Regions from separate parts of the Homo sapiens genome. Here regions 2, 3 and 4 are each linked to region 1. A link is a contact called in ENCODE Hi-C or POLR2A ChIA-PET data. All regions are on one chromosome and are shown on one strand. The core of a region is the stretch at or near the end of the contact, and the rest is flanking DNA. Distances in the headings are between cores, read along the strand shown.

Region 1 (3,301 bases), core at 604-3,103:
CTTCCTTGAGTCCATGAAAATAAAAAAAAAGTCTTAAAAAGAAAGGAAGAGCATCATTTCCACGTTTGAGGACCTCAAGATTGGTTAGAAATTAACTATGACACCTGCCCCAAGTGGTCAAGATGTTGTCCAATAATAAGTTGTCACCAGGCTGGGTGCAGTGGCTCACGCCTGTAATCCTGGGATTTCGTGAGGCTGAGGTGGGTGGATTGTCTGAGCTCAGGAGTTGAGACCAGCCTGGGCAACACGGCAAAACCCCGTCTCTATCAAAATACAAAAAATTAGCCGGGTGTGGCAGCATGTGCCCGTAGTCCCAGCTACTTAGGAAGCCGAGGCAGGAAAACTGCTAGAACCCGGTAGGCAGAGGTTGCAGTGAGCCGAGATCGCACCACTGCACTCCAGCCTAGGTGACACAATGAGACTCTGTCTCTAAAAATAAAAATAAAAATAAAAAAGTTGTCACCAATAATTGAAAAGTGGGCTAGTTTATTCATTCATTTCTAATCAAGCAGATGCCACAGTGTTATTTGATACTAACATCTGATCTTTGATACTAATATCTGACCTCTCACTTCAAAAATTGGGAAATATTTCTTCACATGGTTCCTCTGACACCGTGAGCCAATGGCCTCTTGCTGGGCACTCATGAGGTATAGAGCCTAACATTATTAGCTTAATAATAACAACTTTTAAAAACCTAGAGAACAATAAAATGAATAAAGTGCCTCAGATATTGCACTTAACTCCGTTCCCTAAGTCAGCAGCTACAACAATGCTGGTTTGAGTTGATTGATCCAGTTCATGGGCAGACCTGAAGCCGGCTCAGCCCCACATTTAGGTAAGATCCGAGGGGCGCCAAGAAACTTACCCTTGGTGGTGGCATTCCAGTAAGTTATTCATATTTTGAGTGAAGGGAGTGGGAGTTTGGAGCTTTGTTTGTTTTACCTTTTTGTAAAGCAGTGGAAACCCTCTTTCAAACAAAATCTCTGAGGGCCCCTATGTAGACGATACTAGCGCATTCTTAAGTAGTATTTACTGTATGCCAGATGTTTTAACTCATTTAGTCCAACAATTCTACAAGGTAGATACAGTGTGCTGTTACTGTTCATACTTTACAGATGGCAAAATTAAGGCACAGAGAAGTTAAATGATATGCCCAACATCACACAGCTGTAGGTGCTAGAGCTGGGTTTCCATCCTGCCTGGTCTGGCTCCAGAGCCCACCCTTTCATAGATCACACTGTGTGACCCCAGTATAGAGTGTTTTTAAGGAGGCGTATAAAATCAGAACAGCTCTGGCTGGAGCTCTGATAGAGGGCGGAGGGTTCCAAGCTTTCTATAGTGACCCTCAGGTACATCCAAGGAAGATGAGGACTTCAGGAAACCAGTGGATTAAGACTTTATCTACCTAAGATCACTTTAAGATCACATTTACTTCTTGAGGAGTAACAAATTAGTGCATTAGTAGGAATCTATTTCCAATTACCAGGGTCTTTAGAGAATGAAACTTAGGTAAGTGGTGACTGGGAGTCCCTGGCTACAGGGCAGGGATATGGAGAGCACACGGGTAGAGGGAGTGCTGGACTCGAGTCTGGACAGTAGGAGGGGAGGGGGCTGAGAGAGGCAGTGCCTCCAGGACAACCAAGCCTCTACTTGACAGGCAAGCTGGAGGTCAGGCTAACAGCAGTGCTTGTGACCAGTATTTGAAAGGGCCTCCGGGCAAGCCACTCTCTGGGTGCTGAACACTAAACAGCAGGTTGGTCCCTGGCAGAGGCATAGCGTGACCAGAGCCGTGGGGGTGGGTGAGGAGAACAGTCTGACGTGAGAGTGTCAGGGCTCCCCCCATGAGGTGACACTCAAAGTTTCAGTTTTTATCTTGATAAAAAGTTTGCAATTTTCACAATTGCAGAACAAATAGAACCATGACTCATATTTCACAATTTGCCTGGCAAATTCACTATGTGATCATGTTTCTGACAACTGCATGTTTTCCAGGGGTGAGGGGACATCAGGATAGAACATTTGGCCCGAGGGGCATGTTATAATGGGGGACAGTGGGACACACATTGCCCCCACTTCATGTCTTAGGTTCAATACCAGAAGCCAGTGATTCATGCTGTGCACAGGTCTCAGTGGACCTGGGAGTACATCACAAATTCTGAGGTATCCATGTGTATATTTTACTGTCTGATTTTTAATCATCTCTGAGCCACATTTTCATCCTCTGGAACTTCACGGGATAAATTACTTGAGGTTCATCATTTAAAAATTTTTTTTGAAATTTGAATAGCATAAGTTTGAGTAGCAACTTTCAAGATAATGTAATTTAAGAGATGATGATACACGTGATGAAATGTGACACTTTAAAGGAACAATTAAAACACCCATTGAAACTGAAAAACCAGAGTTTCGCCCTCCGGTTTCTAACTAAGGAATTGAGTCAGAAGTTCTGTAGTCTTCTGTGGAAGAAATAGACATGAGGGCCAACTCTGTGTCACCCGTAGATAACACCTAGTACCACGTCAGCAGCATGAGATAATGAATTATTATTTGTCAAATGAATGATAAGTACATAGACGCAAATACATAAGCATACAGTCCACACCAGCTGAAATACAGGGCCCAGTCTTATTCTTAGGAATCATTTCCCTATTCAACATGCTAATAATATTTGTTCCTTTTTTTTTTTTTGAAACGGAGTTTCGCTCTTGTCGCCCAGGCTGGAGTGCAATGGCACGATCTCGGCTCACTGCAACCTCCGCCTCCCGGGTTCAAGCGATTCTCCTGTCTCAGCCTCCTGAGTAGCTGAGATTACAGGCTTGCGCCACCATGCCCAGCTAATTTTTTTGTATTACTAGTAGAGATGGGTTTCACCATGTTGGCCAGGCTAGTCTGAAACTCCTGACCTCAGGTGATCCATCCGCCTCGGCCTCCCAAAGTGCTGGCATTATAGGCATGGGCCACTGCGCCCGCCCATTTGTTCCTTTTTAAATAAGCGTTGATTAATCTTGGAAACAAGGTTTATATAGACAGCAGAAACTTATCTTGCAATGGTTATATCTCACATTCGTTGAGCACCTTTTACTCAGATCCCTTGAAATGGTCCAATTTTTGATTCTCAGAGCACTAGTGGGCTGTTAAGCCCCAAGGTAACTGTGATATTTTCCCATATCTCCCAAACCACCCAGTGTGGCAAGTGTAATTTTGTTCATTTTAGGAGATGAAGAATTGAGAGACATCCAAGCCACAAAACAGGAAGGGACAGAATTGAGATCCTAGGCCAGGTTAAGCCCAATGCCCG
Region 2 (3,132 bases), core at 183-2,682, 400 kb after region 1:
GGTGAATCTCCTGAAGGCAGCAGATAATTGGTTGGTGAGTTCTTACCTATTCTGCAATTCTGTATGTTATAAGTGGAGCATTTAGGCCATTTACATTCCATGTTAGTATTGAAATGTGAGGTACCCTTGCATTCATCATGTTCTTTGTTACCTTTATACTTTGTTTTTTTTGTTTTTGCTTTTTAACTTGTATTTTTGTTTTATAGGTCGTGTGTGCTTTATGCTTTAAAGAGATTCTGTTTTGATGTGTTTCCAGGATTTGTTTCAAGATTTAGAGCTCCTTTTAGCAGTTCTTTTAGTGGTTGCTTGGTAATGGTGAATTCTCTCAGCATTTGTCTGAAAATGACTGTATCTTTCCTTCATATATGATGTTTAGTTTCGCTGGATACAAAATTCTTGGCTGAAGATTGTTTTGTTTGAGGAGGTTGAAGATAGGGCCCCAATCCCTTCTAGCTTGTAGGGTTTCTGCTCAGAAATCTGCTGTTAATCTGATAGGTTTTCCTTTATAGGTTACCTGGTACTTTTGTCTAACAGCTTTTATGATACTTTCCTTTGTCTTAACTTTGGATAACCTGACGACAGTGTGCCTAGACATTGATCTTTTTGTGATGAATTTCCCAGGTGTTTTTTTGTGCTTCTTGTATTTGGATGTCTAGGTCTCTAGCAAGGCTGGGGAAGTTTTCCTTGATTATTCCCCCAGATATGTTTTCTAAGCTTTTAGAATTGTCTTCTTCCTCAGGAACACTGATTATTCTTAGGTCTGTTAGTAATTGTGCATTCTCCACAGAGTATTCTTAGGTTTGGTTGTTTAACATAATCCCAAACTTCTTGGAGGGTTTGTTCATATTATTCTGTTTTCTTTTTCTTTGTTGGATTGGGTTAGTTCGAAGACCTTGTCTTTGAGCTCTCAATTTCTTCTACTTGTTCTGTTCTATTGCTGAGACTTTCCAGAGCATTTTGCATTTCTAAAAGTGTGTCCAAAGTTTCCTGAATTTTTGATTGTATTTTCTTTATGCTATCTATTTTGTTGAATATTGATCCCTTCACTTCTTATATCACTTTTTGGATTTCCTTGCATTGGGCTTCGCCTTTCTCTGGTCCCTCCCTGTTTAGCTTAATAACTAACTTCCTGAATTCTTTTTCAGGTAAGTGAGGGATTTCTTCTTGGTTTGGATCCATTGCTGGTGAACTAGTGTGATTTTATGGGGGTGTTGATGAACCCTGTTTTGTCATATTACCAGGGTTGATTTCCTGGTTCTTTCCTATTTGGGTAGGCTCTGTCAGAGGGAAGGTCTAGGGTTGAAGGCTGTTGTTCAGATTTTTTTGTCCCACAGGGGGTTCCCTTGATGTAGTACTCGCCCCCTTTTCCTGTGGTTATGGCTTCCTGTGAGCCAAACTGCCTGATTGTTTTCTCTCTTCTGGGTCTAGCCACCCAGTGAGTCTACCCAGCTCCTGGCTGGTGCTGAGGGTTTCTGTGCACAGTCCTTCTGATGTGAACCGTCTATGGGTCTCTCAGCAGTGGATACCAGTGCCTGTTCTGGTGGAGGTGGTGGAGGGTGCAACGGACTCTGTGAGGGTTCTTAGCTTTGGTGGTTTAATGCTCTATTTTTGTGCTGGTTGACTTCCTGCCAGGAGGTGGTGCTTTCTAGAAAGCATCAGCTGTAGTAGTGTGGAGAGGGATCAGCAGTGGGTGGGGCCCTAGAACTCCCAGGATTGTATGTCCTTTGTCTTTGGCTACCAGGTTTCCTAGGGAAATCCTGTCAGGTGGGGATGGGGCTAGGTGTGTCTGAATTCAGACTCTACTTGGGCCGTCTTGCTGTGGCTACTGTGGGGGATGGGGTGAGATTCCCAGGTCACTGGAATTGTATACCTAGGAGGATTATGGCTGCCTCTGCCGAGTCATGCAGGTTGTCAGGGATGTGAGGAAAAGCGGCAATCACAGGCCTCACTTAGCTCCCAAGCGAACTGAAAGGCTGGTCTCATTCCCACCGTGCTGCCCACAACAGCCCCAAGTCTGTTTCCAGGTGGAGGGCACGCTTGAAAACTTACCAGAGGCTTTCCACTTCCCAGAGTATTTGAGGTGTCTCCCAGGTACTGCAGGAGCAGTCCGCTTTCTTCAGAGGTTCTGTGGGTCCTCTCAGGATTGCTGGTTTGTTCCTGCAGTTGATCAGAAGCTAACATTCACAATCTGGTACACTATTCTTGGTGGACATTTTCTCCCCATCCTTTTCATCACTTTGACTATATCATCCCATTCTCTCCTGGTCTGTAAGGTGTCTACCGAGAAAACTGCTGTTAGCCTTATTTGAACTCTGTTATATGTGATTTCTTTCTTTTCTCTTGTTGGTTTCAGGATCTTTTCTTTATGTTTGATTTCTGACAGTTTGGTTATAATATACCTTCGTCTATTCTTGTTTGGATTAACTCTGATGGGAGATTTTTTTCCCTGCCTATATGTTGATATTTATATCTTCTTCAGATTTGGGACATTTTCTGCTATTTATTTAAATAAGATTTCTATCACTTTTTCTCTTTCTTCTTCTTGAACTCCTATGACCGAAATATTTGCTGTTTTGATGCTGTCTCATATATTTTATAAGCTTTCTTCAGTTACATAGTTTTTTTTTTCTCTTTTGACTATATATTTTTAACTAACTTGTCCTTAAGATCACAGATCTTCTGCTTGATCAGTTCTGATATTGTTGATACTCAGTTAAAGTTTTAATTTCATTTCATCGTGTTTTTCGGCTTTGGAATTTGTTTCTTTTTATAATTTCAATCTATTAGGTTTTTCATTTTGGTCATTTATTTTCTTGAAGTTCACTGAGCTCACTTAAAATGATTATTCTGATTTCTTTCTCAGGCAGTTTATCTTCATTTCTTTGTGGTCAGGCACTGGGAGATTGTATTCTTTTTTTTTTTTTTCCTAAATATTTAGACATCTATTTTTAAAAGGCATAAACACTCACAGTGTTATCATAATCCTTTCTCCATTTATTTTTCTTTTTATTCAAAATGACTAGCTAGCTTATATGCATATTTTAAAGTAGCTGAATAGCTCAGGAAAAACAAAAATTTGCATAACCAAATTGTGCACCTTTTTTTTTTCCAAATATTTAGACATTCTGTTTT
Region 3 (3,104 bases), core at 77-2,576, 310 kb before region 1:
ACATTCAATAATTATTTTTTAAAGAACTGAAGGGTGGGAATGTCTGTTGGTGCAACCACTTTAGAAAACCTATGGCAGTGTTTACACAAGGAGAGCATTCTTATACACTACAACTCAGCAAGTCCACTCCTAAGTATACATCCAAGAGAAAAGTGTCTGTGAATCCAACCAAAAGATGTTTGATAGAGAGAATGTTCGTGACAGAGTAGTCATGATAGTCACCTGCACAAATGTCCATTGACAGAAGAATGAATAAGTAAGTGTGTCGGTGAAAATGGATGATACACAACTACACATAGCACAATGGATGAATCTCACAAACATAGTAATGAGCGAAAGAAGCCAGACACCAACATTCCAGGCAAAAAGATCCTATGCTGCTACAAGCCAGAATAATGGTTACCCTGGGACAGTGGAGACGGGAGAAAAGATGTGGAGAGGAGAGAGCAGGAGGAGCTTCTAGGGCTGTGGCTAACATTTTATTCTTCATCTGGCGCTCGTTACATGGGTGGGTTGGATTGTGAAAATTCATTGAGGCATACACCTAAGATATGTGCATCTTTTCTGTGTTTGCATCCTACTTCACTAAAACAACCAGAAGAGAACGGGAATGAAGTAAGATCAGAAAATAAAGGAAGAAATAGAAAGAAAATGAAAGAAGGGAGAAGAAAAATAAACAAACCCAGAAGGCTGAAAGGCATGGAAGCCGCACCTGACCGGGTTGACTCACCCCTCTGCCCCAGGAGCCACCCCTGCCCTGCCCTGCCCGTCCCCAGCACCCTACTCTCCTTTTGCTTAGCCCAAGGATGGCAAATGCCCCTTTTGGTGGGGGTTCTGAGCATCACTAAGACAGGAAGGGCTTTCCAAGTGGGTAAGGCTGGTAGTGGAGTAACTCGGAGGAGCTGACGCTTTATTAAAGAAACAGAAGACTTGAGAGCCATCTCCTCTCTTCCTTCCCCTTCCCCTTTCCCCTTCCTCTTCCCCTTCCCCTTTCCCCTTCCTCTTCCCCTTCCCCTTTCCCCTTCCTCTTCCCCTTCCCCTTTCCCCTTCCTCTTCCCCTTCCCCTTTCCCCTTCCTCTTCCCCTTCCCCTTCTCCTCGACTCTTTCTGCCTTCGCCTCATTATCCGCCCCCAGGACATCCTCTTGGCCTTGGTGGCTTTGCCAGGACCAGCTCTGTCTCCGCCTCCTGCCCTGCGGGGTCTTGGGGCGGGGGGCCGTGGCCCGGCCCAGGCCCGAGCTGCCGGGGTGTCCCCGCCGCGTCCCCGCCCGGCTGACCCCGCCCTGCAGCCGCCGGCTATTTTGGGCGCGTTGGCGGCGGCGGGATCGCTGACAGTCGCGGATCCTGTGACACCTCCGGGCAGCCCGGCACTTGTTGCTCCCACGACCTGTTGTCATTCCCTTAACCCGGCTTTCCCCGTGGCCCCCCGCCTCCTCCCGGCTTCGCTCCTTTTCATGTGAGCATCTGGGACACTGATCTCTCAGACCCCGCTGCTCGGGCTGGAGAATAGATGGTTTTGTGAAAAATTAAACACCGCCCTGAAGAGGAGCCCCGCTGGGCAGCGGCAGGAGCGCAGAGTGCTGGCCCAGGTGCTGCAGAGGTGGCGCCTCCCCGGCCCGGGACGGTAGCCCCGGGCGCCAACGGCATGACAGACTCGGCGACAGCTAACGGGGACGACAGGGACCCCGAGATCGAGCTCTTTGTGAAGGTAGGTCGGGGTCCAGTCTCCCGCCGCACCTGCCGCGCCTCCCGCCGGGCTCACCCACCAGGGCTCGGGGTGCGCTGGACTCCGGACCCTCCCAGGAGGGCGGCGCGGAGCCCTGTGCTCCCCCGTGGCCTTTCCGCAGGCCAGCGCCCCGCTGCGAGGCTCCTGGGCGGAATGGAGGAAGGCAGGTTCCGGCAGGTGGCCGTCTTCTCGGAGAGTTGATCCGCAGTTTGTCCACCCCCGTCCCCGCCTCCGCTGTCACCGCTGCGAGTCCGAGTCCAGAGCCCAGCCCGGACGCGATTCAGGCTGGTCCTGAAAGACGTCTCCAGGTGTCGGGATGCGGCAGAAACCTGGCTGGACCCGTGAACCTTTCCTTTAAAACGGGAGGAGGGGGAGGAATGGGAGAGAAACGTTATTGACACAATGATCTTTGGCAAAGCGAAAATGACATTTCTTAAAATTCTCTTTCTCTCTTTCGCTCAGAGATCCTAAAATAAAAGCCAAGGAGACAAAAGTGTTTTCTTGCTTGGTGACTTGCAAAGCAGAAAACAAGCACTCCATTCTCCGACGTTATTATTTTTGTCATAATCATGATTTTTCAAGGCAGTATCAAGGAAATGTTAGGCGTTTGGTAGTAGGGAGAGCCTCCCGTTCAACCTGATGCAGACAGGGATGAAGGAGCACAGTGCAAATTAAATGAAGTCACCTTGCTCCTTGGACAGAAACTGCCTAATGTCAGAGCTGCTGTACTTTATTTGCAACCTGTAGGAGGAAGGATGGAGGCGAGGCTGCGGCGGCGTTTCCCGGTCCGCCGGTGTAAGGAGAAAGAAACATTTGATCAGCCCTTGGTGCCGACGCTGCAGAAGTAGGGAAACCTGAGGCTGCGGGAGAGTAGCCTCCAGGGCTGAGCAGAAACAGTCGCCAGGACTTGGGGGAGGGGAAGTCGGGGACTGCCTGGGCGCCAAGACCTTTCACAAAGGGGGAAAACTCTCTCAGTGCAAAGTTTCCCTAGAAATATGCAGATCGCTGAGAAGGGAAGAGTCACTGGTGCCTGTCAGGGGCCTCCTGGCAGAATTTAAAAGGCATAAATATTCCCTGGAATTGGGAAAATGTTATTTTGCCCAAAAGATCCTTCTCTACAAGCTAATTAAATAGATGTTTGCAAAAAGTATGAGATCTACATAAACCTTGATAACAATCTGTGGTCTTTGGTACTTTCTGACTCTTAAAATGTGACTTACTTTACACTTGGTACGTGATCTGTCTCCGTTGTCCCAGCCTACCACAAAGGTTTGTTAAATTTCTTCTGCTGGGTTTTACATTCTTTGTGTTTATTTTTCAAGCTTACACCTGACATTTAGTGACACTTGCTTTCTTCAGCCTGTTCTCTTCCCACTGTGG
Region 4 (3,199 bases), core at 126-2,625, 460 kb before region 1:
AGATGCCCTTCGGGATGGGATGACCCAGTTAGGAGGTAACAATGTTTGGGGTTGAGATTGTCCCTCTATTAGAAGCAGACAGAGAAAAAGCTATGACCAAAATGTTTGCATGGCTTAATTAAATATCAACAGATATCTCTATTCACTTTAAAGCTCCAGCACACCAGACAAGGGATCCGAGCTCCGGGCAGGAGCCAAAACCACCATTGCAGATATGCTCCCAGTTTTACCAGCTAATTAGATGTTAAACTTACATTGTAACAATCAACCTGATATTATTGCCTACTGCAGATAGAACTAGAATTCTAATTAGGTCAGAATTCTAGCTGGGATTGTGTAGATGGACAAATTCTTTCAGGGTAGTTTGATATCACTGCTATAATTTATGGTAAAGACAGTTGGGATCATACTGGCAAACTAAGTACCTGCCTACACTCCCTCAGGCCTAAAAATGCCATTGATTATCCCAAAAAAACTGAGAAAATAATCCACTACAGTACGGAAAAAGACAAAATAGGGGCACTAACACACAAGAAGCACTGAAGGCTTTCTGAAAGAGTAATCAGGCCTGATGTTTGTAGTTTTAATGTTTACTTTGCAAACAAAGGTAGAAACAGAGTCTGGAGCTCGGATGCCACCACCAGAGAGGGTGGCTGTTCAGCCTCTCTCCTGTGCAAATTAACCTAATTCTGAACCTGTCTTGGTTTAATTCGCACAATTTCAGGTGCCATGCTAGGTACACCACAAATATACCTCAGGGACCTCAATTGCAAAAACCTGGACTGCAAACGTTGGGGCTGCAGAGTTGACTAGGTTAATAAATTCTTTCTGAGGTAAAGCAGATAACACCCACTAATAAAAAGAATGAAACTTCATCGTCCCATTGGCATCCTCGGGTGTGCAGGTGTTCCTCAGAGCAAAGCCCATGGTGTGCCCCATCGCCAATTCGTGACAAGGCAGGGGGCGGGGGGCGGGGGAAGGAAAAAAGCCTGGGATAAGAAATCAGAGAATACAAGTCGCTTTTAAACAAAAAACAGTGACTGTTAGAGTACACCCACCATTGGGGTAACACGCAATAATCTCTCAGCATCACTGACTCCAGCACAGCTGGTCCCCTGGAAAAGGCACGTTGCCGGAAGGTTTTGTGTGTGACCAAGCAATTGGCCATCCCACGCCTTCGCCCTACCAGATGGGTCCCTGCCCCCGGGAGTCCCCTCCCCCTCCACCCTCCAAACCCAGGCAGCGCCCGCCCCTGCCCCCGCTGATTGACAGGCCGTGCAGCTACTCCTGGGAGCCTGGCTTTCGGGGGCAACCCAGGCAGAAGTGACTATCTCTGCAGCAGCCAATAGAAGCCAGGAGGCGGGGCGGGGAAGCGGCGCGGTCAGGTGCTCCGCTCCAGAGTTGAGCGCAGGTGAGCTCCTGCGCGTTCCGGGGGCGTTCCTCCAGTCACCCTCCCGCCGTTACCCGCGGCGCGCCCGAGGGAGTCTCCTCCAGACCCTCCCTCCCGTTGCTCCAAACTAATACGGACTGAACGGATCGCTGCGAGGGTGAGTCCAGGGGCGTGGGTGGCTTCCCTCCCGGGAACCCACACTGCTCCTCTGGGTCCCTAAAGCAACGTCCCCTCCTTGCCACTGCACATCTAAGAAGCCCAGGCCTCGGTGGGCGGGATGACTGGGAATTGGGAACATAACCTACGCCGCGACCATTCTGGGTGGCTAGGATGGAATCCTGGTGGAGAAGATGGACACCCCCGCCCTTGACGTCTACCCGAGCTACACAAACCTACTCCTTCTGCACTTTCCCTCTTCCGTTTAATCGGTGCCCCGTCCTTCCTGCTCTCCAAGTCTGTTTGTGGAGGAAGGGTTGGAGGGGAGAAAGAACTGGAAAGTACTCAATGAAATGTGGAGCCAGATCCAGGGATTCCACTGTTTTGTGCAGCATTTTGTGCACGAAAAAAAAAAAAATTCTGATTGTTTTCATTCCCCACCCCCCACCTCTGTTTATTGCTCTGTGTCATGGATGTGATGTTGAGTCTTCTTGCCAAACATTCCTAAGCTTTAGACAACACTTAATCTTTGCTTACTTTTGTTGGTCCCAAGAAAGCAGTTTTCTCCTGCTTACACATGTGCCGAATTAATTTGCTAAGATAGATGAAAATGAGGTGTTCCATGTAGTTTATTTCCTCTGCTTTTAGCCTTAAATTACATTTGGTTGATACTAGCCTTCCTTGTTTTAAAAAGGTGGGAGAGAAAATTAGGGGGAGAAAGGACAGAGAGAGCAACTACCATCCATAGCCAGATAGGTGAGTAAATATATTTGCAGTAACCTATTTGCTATTCCTTGCTGCAACTGTGTTTAATGTTCCTTCCAGAATCAGAGAGAGTATTGCCATCCAAGAAATCGTTTTTAAATATGACATTTGAGCTATCATCTTGAGACCAATACCTAAAACAATTTCAGTTTAAGAAATGTCTAGGTATGGTGAAAACACAGTTTAAAACCAGCAAAACAGAATTTATTGCCCTCAGCGAATACCCACAATGTACATATACCTTGTATTTCTGAAAGCAAAGCAAGCATGCCAAGTAGTTTTTATTTACCTGTACCTATAATACAGCAAGGTGAAACAGGATATATTTTTGAAGTTTAAAAATGTCTTCAGGCCGGCTGCGGTGGCTCATGCCTGTAATCCCAGCACTTTGGGGAGCCGAGAAGGGTGAATCACCTGAGGTCAGCAGTTTTGAGACCAGGCTGGCCAACATGGCGAAACCCTGTCTCTACTGAAAATACAAAAATTAGCTGGGTGTGGTGGCGGGCGCCTGTAGTCCCAGCTACTTGGGAGACTGAGGCAGGAGAATTGCTTGAACACGGAAGGCGGAAGTTGCAGTAAGCTGAGATCGTGCCACCGCACACCAGCTTGGGCAACAGAGTGAGACTCCCTCTCAAAAAAAAAAAAAAAAGAAGTCTTCAGCTTAGGAAGATATCAAAAGGCAGTTTCAAGAGATTTATTTGTACAAGTGTGGTTTGATCTAAGTTTTGGTGGGTTTATAAATACCTTCATGCAGGAATGGGTAGAAAAATGAGAGAACAAAAGATCCCTGCTGGATGTGCACGCCTGATGAAAACTGACAAAATTTACATATCTATTGTTTATCCATACAGCGTCTTATTAGCTTTCTTCAATAGAATGAAAGTATTT

What was found. A loop is a pair of places that touch in the nucleus more often than their neighbours do. ChIA-PET counts read pairs that join two places held with the same protein, here RNA polymerase II (POLR2A). Pooled maps may share reads with other maps.
Region 2: a map of cardiac septum shows a loop between it and region 1 (2.5-fold over the local background). The contact joins two enhancer-like sites. A Hi-C loop is called at or near these places in 1 of 168 maps with a recorded cell type or tissue (cardiac septum) and 6 of 50 pooled maps. POLR2A ChIA-PET finds 5 or more read pairs at or near these places in 1 of 52 experiments (MCF 10A).
Region 3: a pooled map shows a loop between it and region 1 (10-fold over the local background). The contact joins the promoter of CLIC5 here to the enhancer-like site in region 1. A Hi-C loop is called at or near these places in 1 of 168 maps with a recorded cell type or tissue (lower leg skin), 5 of 37 single-sample maps with no recorded cell type and 13 of 50 pooled maps.
Region 4: a map with no recorded cell type shows a loop between it and region 1 (2.0-fold over the local background). The contact joins the promoter of ENPP5 here to the enhancer-like site in region 1. A Hi-C loop is called at or near these places in 1 of 37 single-sample maps with no recorded cell type and 1 of 50 pooled maps. POLR2A ChIA-PET finds 5 or more read pairs at or near these places in 1 of 52 experiments (CD8-positive, alpha-beta T cell).

Annotation. Positions count from the first base shown.
Region 1 is chr6:45,709,168-45,712,468 of GRCh38, reverse strand. No RefSeq gene overlaps it. Among named protein-coding and RNA genes, the nearest start is that of RUNX2-AS1, 130 kb to the right of the region's middle. Within about 2 kb of position 1,853, at least 4 of the 41 ENCODE cell types and tissues checked have a DNase peak (open chromatin) inside an H3K27ac peak, as active enhancers do.
Region 2 is chr6:45,308,956-45,312,087 of GRCh38, reverse strand. The region is part of intron 2 of SUPT3H (SPT3 homolog, SAGA and STAGA complex component); the gene reads left to right. Among named protein-coding and RNA genes, the nearest start is that of RUNX2, 18 kb to the left of the region's middle. Within about 2 kb of position 1,432, at least 3 of the 41 ENCODE cell types and tissues checked have a DNase peak (open chromatin) inside an H3K27ac peak, as active enhancers do.
Region 3 is chr6:46,014,082-46,017,185 of GRCh38, reverse strand. It overlaps CLIC5 (chloride intracellular channel 5), which reads left to right and starts at 1,326. Exons shown (of 6, transcript NM_016929.5): 1 at 1,326-1,706. The coding sequence starts at 1,644. RefSeq lists enhancers at 524-1,368, 1,369-2,213 and a silencer at 1,626-1,675.
Region 4 is chr6:46,169,156-46,172,354 of GRCh38, reverse strand. ENPP5 (ectonucleotide pyrophosphatase/phosphodiesterase family member 5) reads left to right here and starts at 1,375. Exons shown (of 5, transcript NM_001290072.2): 1 at 1,375-1,547; 2 at 2,241-2,302. RefSeq lists a silencer at 1,144-1,203.